Linked DNA regions of Homo sapiens: region 1 is linked to region 2. The links are chromatin loops, found by intact Hi-C in ENCODE. Cell type or tissue: MCF 10A. All regions are shown on one strand. Each heading gives the region's core, and the rest is flanking DNA. Links, peaks and the distances in the headings are about the cores only. Region 1 has its middle 76 kb from the start of ZNF195. Region 2 holds the start of PGAP2 (post-GPI attachment to proteins 2).

The links. Peaks named below come from ENCODE experiments on the same cell type or tissue, not always from the same donor. Only the 100,000 strongest peaks of a DNase experiment are listed, where the experiment ranks them.
Region 1: it touches region 2 in a loop (9-fold over the local background); 2 of 110 quality-filtered maps call a loop at or near these places.

What each region holds. Positions count from the first base shown.
Region 1 is chr11:3,450,786-3,459,114 of GRCh38, forward strand. It overlaps the pseudogene ENPP7P15. Among named protein-coding and RNA genes, the nearest start is that of ZNF195, 76 kb to the left of the region's middle. RefSeq lists an enhancer at 8,142-8,329. In MCF 10A, for the core only: a CTCF peak has its summit at 4,270 (motif pointing right); no DNase peak of the experiment used is centred there.
Region 2 is chr11:3,804,364-3,812,692 of GRCh38, forward strand. It overlaps PGAP2 (post-GPI attachment to proteins 2), which reads left to right and starts at 4,197. Exons shown (of 7, transcript NM_014489.4): 1 at 4,197-4,288; 2 at 6,887-7,061. The coding sequence starts at 6,897. It overlaps LOC124902618 (a long non-coding RNA gene), which reads right to left. Exons shown (of 3, transcript XR_007062559.1): 3 at 6,802-7,193. RefSeq lists a silencer at 4,118-4,447. In MCF 10A, for the core only: CTCF peaks have their summits at 3,628 (motif pointing left), 3,829 and 4,912; DNase peaks (open chromatin) are centred at 3,688 and 4,928.

The DNA.
Region 1 (8,329 bases), core at 145-8,144, 350 kb before region 2:
TCCTTTTTTTTGTTTAACCAATTGAGCTTTGAGTGTTCTATTAGTTCTTTCAATTATGGCCTGTCCTTGGAAATTAGGGATTCCTGTTGTATATGTAATTTTCCACTGATTTAAGAATTTTTGAAATGCTTTACTACAGTATCCTGGCCCATTATCTGTTTTAATTTTTTCTGGAAATCCCATGACTGCAAAACAAGATAATAAATGTCTTTTAACATGGGAAGTAGTTTCTCCTGTCTGGCAGGTTGCCCATATGAAATGTGAGTAAGTATCAACTGTCACATGGACAAATGACAATTTTCCAAATGAAGGTACATGTGTGACTTCCATTGCCATAATGCATCAGGACATAAACCTCTAGGATTAACTCCTGCCTCTTGAGCGGGCAGGTGTAAGACTTGACACTGAGCACAATGTTGTACAACATTTTTTGCTTGTTTCCATGTGATATCAAATTTGTTTTTTAATCCTGTTACATTTACGAGTCAGGGCCTGAAGTTCTTGTACTTCCATGAAGGCAGATGATACTAGCAAGTCAGCTTGTCCATTTGCCTTAGTTAAAGGCCCTGGTAAATTAGTATGTGCTCGGATATGAGCCATATAAAATGGGAAATTTCTTTTTCTTATAGTTTGTTGTAACAATTTAAACAGCTGATTTAACTGATCATCCATACTATATTTGATTAGGGCTGTCTCAACATCCTTTGTAACCTGTACTACATATGCAGAATCTGAAACAATGTTAATAGGCTGATTAAAATCTTGTAACACTGAAATGACATCAACCAATTCTGCTCTTTGAGCTGAGTGATATTGAGTTTCAATGACTTGTTCTTTTGGCCCAGTGTAAGCCACTTTTCCATTGCTGGAACCATCAGTAAACACCGTCAGAGCATTTTCTAGAGGTTTTTGTCTGGTAATTTTAGGTAAAATCTAAGTAGCCAATTTCAAAAACTGGAAGATTTTTGCTTTTGGGTAATGATTATCAATAATTCCCACAAAATCAGCAAGACCAATCTGCCCTGCACCAGAATTGATAAAGGCTTGTCTAACCTGTTCCTTGTTTAAAGAAACAATGATTTTATCTGGGTCATTTCCACACAATTTTACTATTCATAGTCTTGCCTGACCAATTAATGTAGCCATTTGATCTAAGTACAATGTAAAATCTTAACTGTACTGTGAGGAAGGAATGACCACTCCACAAGATCTGTATTTTGAACAGTAATGCCTGTTGGAGAATGTGCAGTAGCAAAAATTAAAAGTTGGAATGGGGCTAAGTGATCTATTCTATTTAATTTTGCTGACTGAATTTTTTCTTCAACTAATTCTATTTCTTTAGTAGCCTCTGGAGTTAATATTATTTTACTATTTAAGTCTGGATCCCCTCTCAAGATAGAGAACAAATTTGACATGGCATAAGTAGGGATGCCTAGAGTTGGCTAAATCCAATTAATATCTCCTAGTAATTTTTGAAGTCATTTAATGTTCTTAATGTGTCTTTTCTTATTTCTACTTTTTGTGGTTTAATTTTTCTCTCCTCTACCTGCATTCCCAAATAATGAAAAGGAGTGGAGGTCTGGATCTTATCAGATGCTATTGTCAGGCCTGCGTTTGCAACCTCTGTCTGCAGAAATGTGTAACAGTCAATTAATTTGTCTCTTGTTTCTGCAGCACACAAAATATCATCAACATAATGAATGATATAACAGTCTGAAAACTTGTCTCTAACTGGTTGAAGAACTTGAGCTACAAAAGTCTGACAAATAGTTGGACTATTAAGCATTCCCTGAGGCAACAGTTTCCACTGAAATCTAGTGGCTCGTTCTTTATTATTTATGGCTGGTATAGTAAAAGCAAATTTTTCAAAATCCTGTTTTGCCAGAAGAATGGTAAAAAAGCAATACTTCAGATCAATTATAATCAAAGGCCAATCTTTGGGGATCATGGCTGGAGAGGGCAGCCCAGGTTGGAGAGGCCCCATGGGTTGAATTATTGCATTAACAGCTCTTAAATCAGTTAGCATGTGCCATCTGCATGATTTTTTCTGAATTACAAACACAGAATTCCAAGGCGAAAATGAATGCTTTTCTAATTGTTCTTTTGCCAATAAGTGTAAGGCCTCCAGCTTTTGTTTTGGTAGTGGCCACTGATTTACCCATACAGGCTTTTCTGTTTTCCAAGTTAATGGAATGGGTTTTGGAGGCTCTACAGTGGTCACCCCTAAAAAGGATACCCTAGTCCTTTTCTTTCTGGATTTCCCTTAGCCTCAATTGGACCTTTAATGCCTTCTCCATTTTTCCCTAGTCCTTTGCCAGGGAGATATCCCATTTTAGTCATGATTTTTTGACTCGTGGGGCTGTATAGAGAGACTGGAATAGTAATCTCTGCATGCCACTGTTCTAATAAGTCTCGGCCCCATAAATTAATTGGAATAGAAGTAATCATAGGCTGAACTGTACTCTCTTGATTATCAGGTCCTAGACAATGTAAAATCCTGGAACTTTGATACACTTCTGAGGCAGTGCCCACACCAACAAGTCCTGTGACAGGCTTTTGTTTAGGCCGATTTTTTGGCCGTTGATTTAAGGCAATGATAGAAACATCAGCCCCAGTATCCACTAATCCTTCAAACTGTTTTCCCTGAATAGTAACTGTACACACAGGTCTATTCTCTGAGAGCTGACTAGCCCAATAAACAGCTTTTCCAGCAGTGTTGGTACTTCCAAACCCTCCTGTTCTTTCTGTTTTGCTATCCCCAATTTTAATATAAGGCAAGAGCAGTAATTGAGCAACTCTATCACCTGGATTGGCACTCCAGGGAACAGTAGAGCTGATCACTAACTGAATTTCCCCTTTATAATCTGAGTCAATTACCCCAGTATGAATTTGAACTCCTTTCAAATTTAGACTAGATCTTCCTAAAATAAGGCTACCATCCCTTCTGGCAGCGGGCCATATACCCCTGTAGGAATCTTTTGCGGGGGCTCTCCAGGGAGTAAGAAATCATTTGAGTAGAACATAAATCTACTGCAGCACTGCCTGCTGTGGCAGGGGATAATTGTCGTATTGTAATTGGCTGATTTCCTGAAATGGTGGTATTTACTGTGGGGTTGTTGTCCCTGAAAACCCTGAGGAACAAATGGCTGAATCCGGAATGCCCCACTTTGTTGCGGGGCCTGGGGCTGGCCCCTCTTCCCGTTTCCCGACAATGGTTGTCCATTTTTATCAAATTTAGAACGACATTCCTTAGCTCAATGTTTTCCTTTTCCACATCTTGGGCTCAGGCCAGGTGGCTCTTTTTTGTTTGTTTGCTCTGTTTATTTAAGCCTGGGCAATTCTTTTTTAGATGACCGATTTGACCACAATTATAACATTTCCCCCCAAATGTTTTAACTTGTCCTCCTAAAGCAACCCCTGTAATTGCTTGAGCCAATAGCATTGCCTTATGCATAGCTCCTCCAATCCCATCACAAGCCCTCACATATTCTGTAATTACATCAACTCCTGCTGAAACCTTTCCTCTTAATGGCTTTATGGCTGATTGACACTCCGGATTTGCGTTTTGATAAGCCATTATTTCTACAATAACTTTTCGGGCATTATGATCCGCAATGGATTTTTGAGCCGCATCTTGCAACCTTGCCACAAAGTCTGGATATGGCTCTTTAGAGCCTTGTCTGATTGAACTAAAAGAACGGCAGGAGGTTCCTGGGTCCTGAATCTTTTCCCAGGCCCTGAGGCAAATAGCCCTTAGTTGTTCAATAGCCTCATTTTCATTACTGATTGTTGGTTAATAGTGCCCTAATTTGGACCTGTTCCTAGCAATTGGTCTGCATCTATATAAGCAACAGGATTAGTAGCCTGATTTTTTCGTACCTGTTCTTGTACCCCATCAGTCCACCAGGTTTTAAACTGTAGATACTGAGAGGGTGAAAGGGAAGATTTAGCCAAAATTTCCCAATCATAAGGAATAAGTCTATTTCCATGAACAATGGAATCTAATAATGTTCTCATATAAGGAGAGTTAGGTCCATATAGTTTAACTCCTTCCTTCATATCTTTTAACATTTTTATGGTGAAAGATTCATATCTAGTCTCAGTTCAGACAGACGCTCCTGCCTGACTCGCTTTCCCGGCCGGCATCGGTTGTAACATTACCGGATATTGCCATGCCTCAAGATCTCCCTGTTTTCTGGCTGTAGCAATGGTCTCATGCAGTGCACTATCTTGTCCACTAGGTGGTACTGTAAGATCAAACGCCATCGCCGTGGGTTGTTGATGTAGTGCCTTGCTATTTGGCACAGGACGCACTGCCTGAGATCCATACTGAACCTCTGGAGACGGCCGATACTGAAATGCGGCTGGCGGCTGGTGTTGATAAACTACCGATGGTTGAGTTTTATTTTCTACTGGCTGGTATTGCGGATACTGTGCCTGGATTGGCATTTGAGATTGTGACATCACAGGCATCTGAACCGCGGGAGAAGGAGTTGGTGGCCATCGTGGTCTAAACTCTGATGGCCCAAATAATTCTGGACCTCCTTCCCCCAATTTTGATGATTCAGGATATATTACCTCCTGTAATTGATTATAGTCAACATTCTGCATTGACCAAGCCAGTACAGGCTCTACTGCATTTTTACAATGTGAACTTTCCATTCCTTTCTTACACTCTGTTCCTGCCTCTTCTTCACAATCTATTACACAGCTTTCAGGGGCGTCAAAGACTGAAACGCTATCTTCTTCTATTTGAAATGGTTCTAAAGTTGCTTTAATAATGGCCCAATCATTCCATACTGTAAGTGGGATGATTTTACCTTCCTAATTGCTTGTTTTAGTTCTTTGCCAATTTTTACCCAATCTTCTAAATCTAAAGTTCCCTGTTCTGGAAACCATGGGCGGAATTGTTCTATTGTTTGAAATAGCATAACTAGATTTTCTGTAGAAGCTTTAACTCCTCCTCTTAAGAGAATTTTAATGAAGCTGAGATAAGAAGCATATTTACTTTCAGTTTGCCCCATTGTTACCCTGGATTCCTCCGAGCGCACAAGCTAACCACAAGGCTGACTGTGGACGTACTCGGGAATCTCTCGTCGGCTGTCCTCAATGCTCACGTTCTTAGCGTAACTTCACCCTAGAGAAGGGCTCCACTCTGGGCTCCAGATGAAGGGATGGCCTGCCCCTCCACACCTGTCGGTATTTCTAGTCAGGTGGGATGAGAGACAGAGAAAAGAAATAAGACACAGAGACAAAGTATAGAGAAACAACAGTGGGTCCAGGGGACCGGCACTGAGCACACCAAGGACATGCACCGGCCCCGGCCCCTGAGTTCCCTCAGTTTTTATTGATTATGATTTTCATTATTTCAGCAAAAAGGAATGTAGTAGGAGAGCAGGGTGATATTAAGGAGGTCAACAAAAAACATGTGAGCAAAAGAATCTATATCATAATTAAGTTCAAGGGAAGGTACTATGCCTGGAAGTGTACGTAAGCCAGATTTATGTTTCTCTCCTCCCAAACATCTCAGCGGAGTAAAGAATAACAAGGCAGCATTGCTGTAAACATGTCTCGCCTCCCGTCACAGGGCAGCTTTTCTCCTATCTCAGACTTGAACAAATGTACAATTGGGTTTTATACCGAGACTTTGAGTTCCCAGGGGCAGGCAGGAGACAGTGGCCTTCCTCCATCTCAACTGCAAGAGACTTTCCTCTTGTACTAATTCACCTCAGCACAGACCCTTTACGGGTATCTGGCTGGGGGACAGTCAGGTCTTTCTCATCCCACGAGGTCATATTTCAGACTATCACATGGGGAAAAACCTTGGACAATACACTGCTTTCAAGGGCAGAGGTCCCTGAGGCTTTCCACAGTGTATTGTGCCTCTGGTTTATTGTGACTAGAGAATGGCAATGACTTTTACCAAGTATACTGCTTGTAAACATTTGGTTAACAAGGCACGTCCTGTACGGCCCTAGATCCCTTAAACCTTGATTTTATACAACACATGTTTTTGTGAACTCCAAGTTGGGTCAAAGTGGTTGGGGCAAAGTGGCTGGGGCAAAGCTACAAATGAACAACATCTCAGCAACGCAATTGTTTAAAGTACAGATCTTTTTCAAAATGGAGTCTCTTATGTCTTCCCTTTCTACATAGACACAGTGACAGTCTGATCTCTCTTTCTTTTCCCTACACAAATAAAGAGCCCAGTGCCTTTTGTCATTGCTCAAGAGATTGAAGGGGTAGGAAGAAAAGATGTTAAGTTATAAACATGTTTCAGTTTTGGTACCACTTGAGCCAATTTACGTTTTGAAGAGGAAAGAGTCTTGCCTACAAAGTCAGCCCCTGGGTTTTCCTTCTGTTTATGGAATCCAGGCAATGGGCAAAGAGAAAAAGAAAACTATGGAATCAGCCAGATGCAGTGGCTCATGCTTGTAATCTTGGCACTTTGGGAGGTTGAGGCAGGTGGACTTCTTGAGTCCAGGAGTTCAAGACCAGCCTGGCCCACATAGTGAGACCCCGTTTCTACAAAAAATACAAAAAGTTGCTGAGCATGGTGGCATGCACCTGTAGTCCCAGTTACTTAGGAGGCTGAGGTGGGAGAACTACTTCAGCCCAGGAGGTTGAGGCTTCAGTGAGCCATGATTGTGCCACTATACTCCAGCCTGGGTGACAGAGTGAGGTCCTGTCTCAAAAGAAAACAAAAAAAGATAAGAAAAAGAAAACTAGGGCATCTGGACAGAATAAGCTTATGTATATAATAAAGAACTGAGATAGAACTGGGTTGACTGAATAATTATTTGAATTGCTTTTGAGTGAATTTTTCCTATTGGAGTCTACCTTTGTTTTTGTGTGTGTGCGCGTTTTTAGTTTTTTGTGTTTTTTTGGTTTAGTTTTGTCTTTGTTTTTTTTCAGACTGGGCCTTGCTCTGTTGCCCAGGCCGCTGGAGTGCAGTGGCACGATCTCAGCTCACTGCAACCTCTGCCTCCTGGGTTCCAGCAATTCTTCTGCCTCAGCCTCCCCAGAAGCTGGGACTACAGGGCATGTACCACCAAGCACAGCTAATTTTTGTATTTTTAGTAGAGATGGGGTTTCACCATGTTGGCCAGGCCTGGTCTTGAACCCCTAGGCTCAAGTGATCCGCCTGCCTCAGCCTCCCAAAGTGCTGGGATTACAGGTGTGAGCCCCTGCGCCCAGCTAGAGTCTACCATTCTTTGAATTCACTGCAGTGCAAAGACTGGGACATGTGGAACTCCAGGTGTATATGGGTTATGTAGAGATGCTAGGGGCTGATTAAGGAAGGAAAGATACGAGAAGCCTGCAGAGCATGCTTTCCCAGACTGTATGGGCCCTGGGAAAGGAGAAGTGGACAGAAAGGGAACACTAGGTACCCTGGAAGAGAAGATTCATCCAAGTCATCAGGAAAGTTACTAAAGCAAGGGAAAAAACTTAGAGACAGGGCCAAACACGCTTCTTCCAAGTCCTTTCTGTCTGCTCAGTCACCTCTATGCTCATTTTTCTTCTTTCCTCTAAGTAGTGTCATGCGTTTTCTTCCTATTCCTAGTCACTCCTAGTCAACTAACTCCTCTCTTTACCATCTTTTCATCAGAACTTGAAACCTCCTCTCCTTCATGTATTAGTGATCATGTTTCTCCATATTACTGCTAGAAACAAGAATTGAAACCTTGAAAACCTGCATTTGAGAACCAGATCTGCCTCTGCTAGCTATTTGAGAAGTTATTTTTTTCCATTCTTTTTGTTGTTGTCGATACAGGGTGTCACTCTGTCGCCCAGGCTGGAGTGCAGTGGTTCAATCTTGGCTCACTGCAGCCTCAATCTCCTGGGCTCAATCAATCCTTCCACATCAGCCTCCTGAGTAGCTGAGACTACAGGTGTGTGCCACCACAGCTGGCTAATTTTTAATGCTTTTTTTTTTTGTTTACTTATTTTTTTTGTAGAGATGGGGTCTTGCTAGGTTGTGTAGGCTGGTCTCAAACTCATGGGCTCAAGTGATCCTCCTGCCTTGGCCTCTCAGATGAAATGGGAAAAGTTCCGTTGTCCCCTTCGAAGGACATGCGATGCGGGTGTGGTTCATTTATTCAGTGCCCCACTGCTCAAACCTCTAGGGGAGCATGCAGACAGGCAGGGAGCCCCATGGCAGTGTCCAGGGGTGAATGTTTATAGTTGAAGCCCCAGTGGGTGTGTGTTACAGGGTGCTCTTTTAGTTTAGCCGTCTGTAGGTAGCTTGTGTTAGTCGGCTCAATTAGACCCCCGCCTTATTGCAAGGACAGAGGGCTCTTTTTGTCCTGGGGTTCTTGCCTTGGTATAC
Region 2 (8,329 bases), core at 88-8,087:
GGGTGGTTTAAAGCCATCCAGGAAGGATGTCTTGGTCATGAAAAAGATCTTTGAGAAGAACAAGAATAACTCCTCCTCAACCCAGGAAGGACACTGATTTTCCTGAGGCTTCCCAGGAGGCAGTGGCAGAGCTTGGTCTAAAGCTGGATGTCTTTAGCAGTCTATGTCCCTGCCTCTATACCTACCCCAGCCATGCTCACTGTGTCCCCTTTCTAGCAATTCCTCAATCTCTGCTTACCTGTCTAAATACTGCCCATTCTTCAAAACCCAGTTCCATTAAATCAACCCAACAAATATTTTCTTTTTATTTTTGTATTTTGTATTTTTATTTTTAATTTGTATTTATTTATTTTTTTGAGGTGGAGTCTCGCTCTCTCACCCAGGCTGGAGTGCAGTGGCGCAATGTTGGCTCACTGCAACCTCCGCCTCCTGGGTTCAAGCAATTCTCCTGCTTTAGCCTCCCAAGTAGCTGGGATTACAGGCGCCCGCCACCAGGCCTGGCTAATTTTTGTATTTTTAGTAGAGATGTGGTTTTGTCACGTTGGCCAGACTGGTCTCGAACTCGTGACCTCAGGTGATCTGCTCACATCAGCCTTCCAAAGTGCTGGGATTACAGGCGTGAGCCACCGCACCCGGCCCAAGAACTCTTTTTATTTCTTTTATCTTCCCTCACATAAATCAAGGTAGGCGAGGTCTTTCAAACTGATAGTGAAATAAAGAGATTTCAGAAAGGGTCGGTGACAGCCAAGGTCAGACAATACAAAAAAAGTTCAGGACGAGTTCACACTGTGGCTGACATGTCTAATCATAATGACCATCATGTACTGAGTACCTCCCACATGGCTGGCACACTGCTACATTACCTCTAATACAACAACCCTATGATGTGGATATTCTTTTTTTTTTTTTTTTTTTTGAGACTGGGTCTTGCTCTGTCACTCAGGCTGTTGTGGAGTGGTATGATCTCAGTTGACTGCAACCTCTGCCTCCAGGGTTCAAGCAATCCTCCCACCTCAGCCTCCTGAGTAGCTGGGAATACAAGTGTGTGCCACCACACCCAGCTAGTTTTCTGTATTTTTTGGTACAGATGCTGTTGCCATGTTGCCTAGGCTGGTCTTGAACTCCTGGGCTCAAGTGATCCTCCTGCCTTGGCCTCCCAAAGTGCTGGGATTACAGGTGTAAGCCACCACACCCAGTGTGGATATTCCTAAATCAATTTTACAGGCTGGGCACGGTGGCTCATGCCTGTAATCCCAGCACTTTGGGAGGCCAAGGAAGGAGGATCGCTTGAGCCTAGGAGTTCAAGACCAGCCTGGGCAAGACAGTGAGACCTTTTTTTTTTGAGACACGGTCTTGCTCTGTCTTCAGGCTGGAGTGCAGTGGCGCGATCTCGGCTCACTGCAACCTCTGCCTCCCAGGTTCAGGTGATTCTCCTGCCTCAGCCTCCCAAGTAGCTGGGACTACAGGTGCGCGCCATCACGCCTAGCTAATTTTTGTATTTTTAGTAGAGACAGGGTTTCACCATGTTGGCTAGGATTGTCTCGATCTCTTGACCTTGTGATCCGCCCACCTTGGCCTCCCAAAGTGCTGGGATTACAGATGTGAGCCACCACGCCCCCGCGAGACCTTGTTTTAAATAAATAAATAAAACCATTTTATAGACGAGGAAACAGAGGCTCAGGGCTATATGGAGAATTGCCCATATTTCCCAAATCACCAGAGAATTAAAGAATTAATCTAAATTAGAGCACCTCAAGGTTTGGGCATTGGGGGTAGTCTAGAGGCAGGGAGAGGGGACCCAGCCTCAGGGAATGGTACTTAGGGCCAAGAGAACAGACAAGGTGTCAAGATAGGGAACAATAGCCAGGAGCAGACACCCCTGGTTGGAGCTAGACAAAGAGGATGACATGAAGCCCCAAGGCAGAAAACCTGAATCTAGTTGCCAAATTTGGAGAGAGGTAGTTCTTTTTGTAAAGTTTTGCTAGTCCATTTGTCCTGGGACCTTAAAGAACAGGATAGGGGAGAACTCAAAATCAAGAAAAGTAGTTTTTAGAACAAGACACTCTGAGTGCGCACCTTCTCCAGACTTCGGAGCCCCTCAGAGTGCGTCTGAGGTATCTCTGGGTCCTCCACCATTGCTCCACATGAGGCCTGTCAAAGAGAGGGCCTAGACTGGGTGAATGAACAAAAGTGAACACATGAAAAAGAGCTCTGGCAAATTAATCAACAAATGCTAAGTGGCATTAACAGCATATAGTGGATTATGTGAATTATCTCAGGTACCAGACTTGAGTCCTGGTTCTGGCATGTATTAGCTGTGTAAGTAGGTAACTTGGTTTCCCTGTTTTCCATTGTAAAATGAGGATATTAAATAGTATCTACTGGCGGAGGCTCATGCCTGTAATCCCAGCACTTTGGGAGGCCAAGGCAGGTGGATCACCTGAGGTCAGGAATTCGAGACCAGCCTGACCAATATGGCGAAACCCCATCTCTACTAAAAGTACAAAAATTAGCCGGGCATGGTGGTGCCGCCTGTATTCCCAGCTACCCGGGAGGCTGAGATAGGAGAATTGCTTGAACCCGGGAGGTGGAGGTTGCAGTGAGCCGAGATCGTGGCACTGCACTCTAGCCTGGGTGACAGAGTGAGACTCTGTCTCCAAAAAAAAAGAGAGAAAGAAAGAAAAAAAAAAGGCCAGGCGCGGTGGCTTACACCTGTAATCCCAGCTCTTTGGGAAGCCAAGGCGGGGGCAGATCACGAGGTCAGGAGTTTGACACCAGCCTGGCCAAAATGGCAAAACCTCGCCTCTACTAAAAACTACAAAAATTAGCTGGGCGCAGTAGCGGGCGCCTGTTAATTCCAGCTACTCGGGAGGCTGAGGCAGGAGAATCGCTTGAACCCTGGAAGCGGAGGTTGCAGTGAGCCGAGATCGTATCTATTTTCACAGGTTTTTTTTTTTTTTTTTAATGGAGTTTCGCTCTTGTCGCCCATGCTTGAGTGCAGTGGTACGATCTCAGCTCACTGCAACCTCTGCCTCCCGGGTTCAAGCGATTCTCCTGCCTCAGCCTCCCAAGTAGCTGGGATTACGGGCGCCCGCCACCGTGCCCGGCTAATTTTTGTATTTTTAGTAGAGACGGGGTTTCGCCATGTTGGCCAGGCTGGTGTCAAACTCCTGACCTCAGGTGATCCGCCCGCCTCGGCCTCCTAAAGTGCTGGGATTACAGGCGTGAGCTACCGCGCCTGGCCCTCACAGGGTTTTTATGAGGATTAAATAAATGAGATAAGAAGTAAGAGTGCCTGGGATATACTGGGTGTTCAGAATGTGTTATTGCTGTGAGGATTTAAGTGGAAAAGTGCGATGTTAGGTATGGCTAACTTAGAGGTCCTCCACCCGCTGCAGATGCTCTGACTACCCACCAGTGTGCTTGCAGGAGGAATTCTTGGTCCCTTCACCCTCCTTCCCTGTTGGGCTGGGATGGTCTTTGCAAAGGGAGCCAGGGGTCCCCCTCAAGTTCTTTCATGGGTCAGTCATGGTCAGGGTAGGGAGGGAACTCTGGCAGCTGGTTTTGGGGGATCAATCCTCTCATTGTGGGGAGACCCAAGGCTGGTGGCTGGAAATCCTTTCTGCGCTACGTAGGACAGGGCGCCCTCTCCTGAACAAAGGCGGGAACAGCTCTAGGCCAGAGTTTCTGGGATGTGCCTCACCGGGTCTCACTGCCTGCAAAGGTGCTCTTCCCATTGCTGAAATGTCCCCAACCGCCCTGACGAGCAAAGTTTGGGGGAGGGGCGCCAGGGCTGGGAGGAAACTGGCTTAATGTTTCAGAAGGGCGAGGCTGGATAGTTCGGTTAGAATGGAGGTGCGAGGCAGGAGAGACGGGCGGATGAGAAAGAAATCCGGCCCCTGTTGAATTAATTTTGTGTTCTTTCAACAGGTAGATGGAACGCAGCTGAGAGGTAAGGCGACAAGGTGGCTTATCCAACATGCTCAAACTCAGGTATCCAGAGCTCTTCCGGCTGCCCTCACGCAGCCGAAATTAGTGGGGGCAGACCCGGGCTGTAAAGCATGGTTTGAGGACACGCCAGATTGAGGAGGAGAGCCAGGGGTCGGGGTCTCCAGAAGCGGGGAGGAGCCAGCGGAGGATCTGGGCGCAGTTTCCTCTCTAAGTTCCGCCCCGAGAGCGCCGGCCCCGCCCCCGCCGTTCGCGCTCTGACCAGCCCGCAGAGCCAGCCCCCGACCCCGGGCCACCTGGGCCCCCGGGTTCCGCCGGCACTCTCGCCACCACCGCGTGGGTGAGTATGGGCATGGATGTGCTGGGCTGCCGGGCAGCCCCACTCGGGAGCTTGGCCGCGCGGTCTGGCCTCTGCAGGGCCGGGCCCCACGCTGTGGGAGTCCTGGTACCTGCCGTCCTATCGCACACACTCTGTTTCCCAGGAACTGCTGCTCTCTGGACTTGCCGAGCTGGCCCCCTTCTTCTCCCTCCCCAGCGTGGGGCCGGGTGTGCAGGGGTTGAGCTCTCCCTTTATTCCGCGGGGCCTCCTGGTCAGGAGTCCTAGGTGGGGAGGATGGGGCCCCGGGGTTGGAACCCCATAGAGTAGTTTTGAATGGCAGCTGTGCCATTTATTAGCCTTGGCCTTGAGTAAGTGTTTTGAACCTCCCTGAGCCTCAGTTTCCTCATCTGTAAAATGGAAATATACAGGCTGTAGCACCTACCTCATAGAATTATGGTGAGATTAAAAGAGACAATGTATATCAAGTACAGAGCAGGGGGCCTAGTATTCCGTAGGCACTCAGTAAATGTGGGTTCAGACTCGAGGCTGAGGAGATCTCTAGGGACTTTGGAGCTGAGGTAGCTCCAAAGAAAGCAATTTTCAGCTAAGTAGTACCTGTGAGGAATGTAGAACTATCTGCAGGCTGAACAATTGCCCTTCAGCTCCACCCTGAGGTGTGGAGTAGAATGACCAAGTTGGAAGGACCTTAGAGGTAATCTAAACCATGTGATTCCCATGTTGCAGAACTGTGGAAACAGATCTAGAGTGCTTAAGTGGCTTGCCAAAGGTCACACAGCTAAATGGGAGGCCAGGCATACCTCCAAGAATTGGAATGGATTATCCCTTGAACCTCCTCATCAACTCCTGATTTGGGCAGTGCCTCTTCATTCCCTGAAGATCTAGTCTTCAATTTGGGAATCCTAGTGGTTCCTCAGGGATCTAGAGCTGCAGCCTTCAGGGAGGGATACTGGGAGGGAAGACTAGTGCTACTGCAACTGCAGAGTCTAGGTTTGGGCTGGGTGAGGAAAATGTTCCCCATCTAGGGCCCTAAGGGACTTAGAGTCCATTTAGGGATGATCCAGGGAATGTGTTTTTTTTCTGGGAGGGTCACCAGAGCCACTTCCAGCTCCCTGGGATCCCTGATGCTCCTAAAAGGGAGAGAGGAACTTGAGCAATTGGAGCAGGCTGCCTGATCAGGTCTGGCAGCTGGGGGAAAATGGGTGAGAATGTGGAGGCGTAGCCACCTGGCTTGTTCTGGAATGCCAGGATGGCAACCTAACTGAGATCAGGGTTCTTTTTGAGGGTGGGACTAAAGGGAGAGTCTTGTGGGTGGGGTCAGGAAGAGTTGGGACTTGATTTGACAAGGTCTTTGAGCCCAGAAGGGTATATTCTTTATGTGTCTGGAGCCAGCCCTAGCTTGGCAACAACAAGCCAACGTTCCAGGGATGGCTTTCCCTTCAGCTCAGCACAGGGCTTTGAGGAAGAGCCAGCCCTTCTCTCTCTCTGAGTGTCTTGGTTTCTCTATCTTTACAATGGGAATAGGGCTAACTGCCTCATCTATGTAGATTTTGGTTTTTCCTTTTCTTCCTCCTGTGAACAGGTGCCTCTTCTGCCTCTCTCACTCCAGTCCTAACCTGACCTTTCTCAAGTTCAGACACAGAGAGGAAGGGGTCAAGGAAGGCCAGAGTTGCAGTGTGTAACTCTTCGTGGGTCCCACATGTATCTCTTTGTTATGTGATCCTGAGCAGATTCCTGCTCCAACTTTCCCTTCTGTATACTGTGCGGAGCTGGGCTAGGATTGTTGGTATACACTTATTTGTTATAGTTCCTGACCTTAGCTACCCTTATCTAAGGGGGAAATCACAGCCCCCAGGAACCCTCATCTGTTCACAGGAGGGTGATGTGGACAGCCCCCTGGGCACTGGGAAGCCTCCAGAAGCTGACCAAGCAGCTCTCTCCAGCAAACAGCAATCCCAGGCTAGCACCAGGCCTGATTCTGCAAAGCCTTTCACCCTGGGGGCACGTGAGGGAGCAGGCTGGGACAAGCAGGGGGCTTGGGGTTCTGTCAGCTTCCATGGAATCCCTGCCACTGTGGACTGCGGTGCAGGCACACAGAGCCTGGGAAGGGACTGAAGGTGCAGGAGGGCCCTGGGCCAGTGGGGAAGCAAATGAGAGCTGATGAGAGGCCTTGAAGCCTGGAGGCTGGGCCGAGGCTCAAAGGCCTGGGGGAGGAGATGGGCCATGCCATCCACTGGTAGGTTTTAGGGTTGGTTCTTGAAATAAAGAGAGACACTTATTTAAAGCAGCTTCTCTAGTCCTAGGCCTGTCAAGCTAGGCAGAGAGGAGTGAGGAGAAGCTCTCCCAGTCCATTCAAGCTTTATCCTAGCACAGATTTGGTTCATTGTCTTCCCTCTGAAATTGAGGTGGAATGTTGTCTTGGGATTCTGAGTCAGTCTTCCTCATCCAGGGCAAGAGCTATCCAAGTTTAGGTGCCTTCCTCCTCAGACTCCCCACCCCACAGCACACAGCTAATTTTAGGACTGAGCACAAGGGCTGACTTTATCACTGAGTGCCAGCCTGGCTGCCTGGGGCCCTGACAGCATGCCACTCCATCCCCAGGTCTGACAAGATGTACCAGGTCCCACTACCACTGGATCGGGATGGGACCCTGGTACGGCTCCGCTTCACCATGGTGGCCCTGGTCACGGTCTGCTGTCCACTTGTCGCCTTCCTCTTCTGCATCCTCTGGTCCCTGCTCTTCCACTTCAAGGAGACAACGGCCACACACTGTGGGGTAGGGCATGGGGACACTGATACCTCATATTCAGGCCGATCTGGATCTTCTTTAGATCTTGAATATCTTTTAACAAGATTAGCCAGCTCTCCACTGGGGCCCATCAAACATACGGGGCTGCTGGGGGGATGCCTGCAAATTGAAATCTCAAGGGTTAGTCTCCCTCTGCCTTCTGTGAGGTTCTGGAGGCTGGAGTCACTGAAGTGTAATATAGAGTCAGTAAATGAATTACAAGTATAACAGAGTTTGACACATGTCCCACCCCATTTACTTTGATATCCTAGAGAAAGTGGTCTTACATCTTTCTTCCTGGCCCCGCGCCCCATATCCCTGTCCAGAGGGCAGACCTAGAGCCAAATCCTTACTTCATAGAAGAGCAGATTCTGGAACCCCAGGGTTTCTGGGAAGTGGAGAGAGAACAGGATTGGGCTAGAGGGTATTTTGGGCCTCTTAATGTAGCACTATGGGCTTGTGCCTGTCTCTGTAGGAATGTGACTCAGTATATGTGTGTGTGATTGTGAGGGTCATGACTGTATATAATGGGTTTGAGTGGGTCGTGTGTGAGAGAGACTATATCTGTGCCTGTCTGTATGGAGATCTGATTATGTACGTGTGTATGTGTCCTGGGGTGAGTCCCGTGGCCTCTAAGATTCCATAGATGTCTGTGTACCCTCTGGACAGGGATATGGGGTGCGGGGCCAGGAAGAAAGATGTAAGACCACTTTCTCTAGGATATCAAAGTAAGTGGGGTGGGACATATGTCAAACTCTGTTATACTTGTAATTCATTTACTGACTCTATATTACCTGAGACAGAGACCCAGCCTCAGTTTCCTCATGTCTGAAATAGAATTGATTAGCTGGGCATGGGGGTATGCACCTGTAGTCCTAGCTCCTCAGGAGCCTGAGGTGGGAGGATTGCTTGAGCCTAGAAGTCTGAGGCTGGAGTGAGCTATGGTTTTCTCACTGTACTTCAGCCTGATGACATAGTGAGACCCCCATTTCTAAAAAATAAAATAGGGTTGATAATTCCTGTCCTGCTCCTTCCCAGGGCTAGTGTAGAGCTCTAGGTAGAAGAAGGATAGGAAGGTAGTTTAGGGAGGATGATGAAATGTGAGGAGCAGAAGGAGGAGGAGGAAGAGACTGTCAGGTTGGAAGGCAGGGCAGGAAATGAACTTAACCTAGGGGCTTTAGGTGGAGAAGAGGCAGATTCTGCGCATGGACCATTGGGGTCCCTCAGAGTTCTGAAGGCCCCAGCCAGCTGGATCC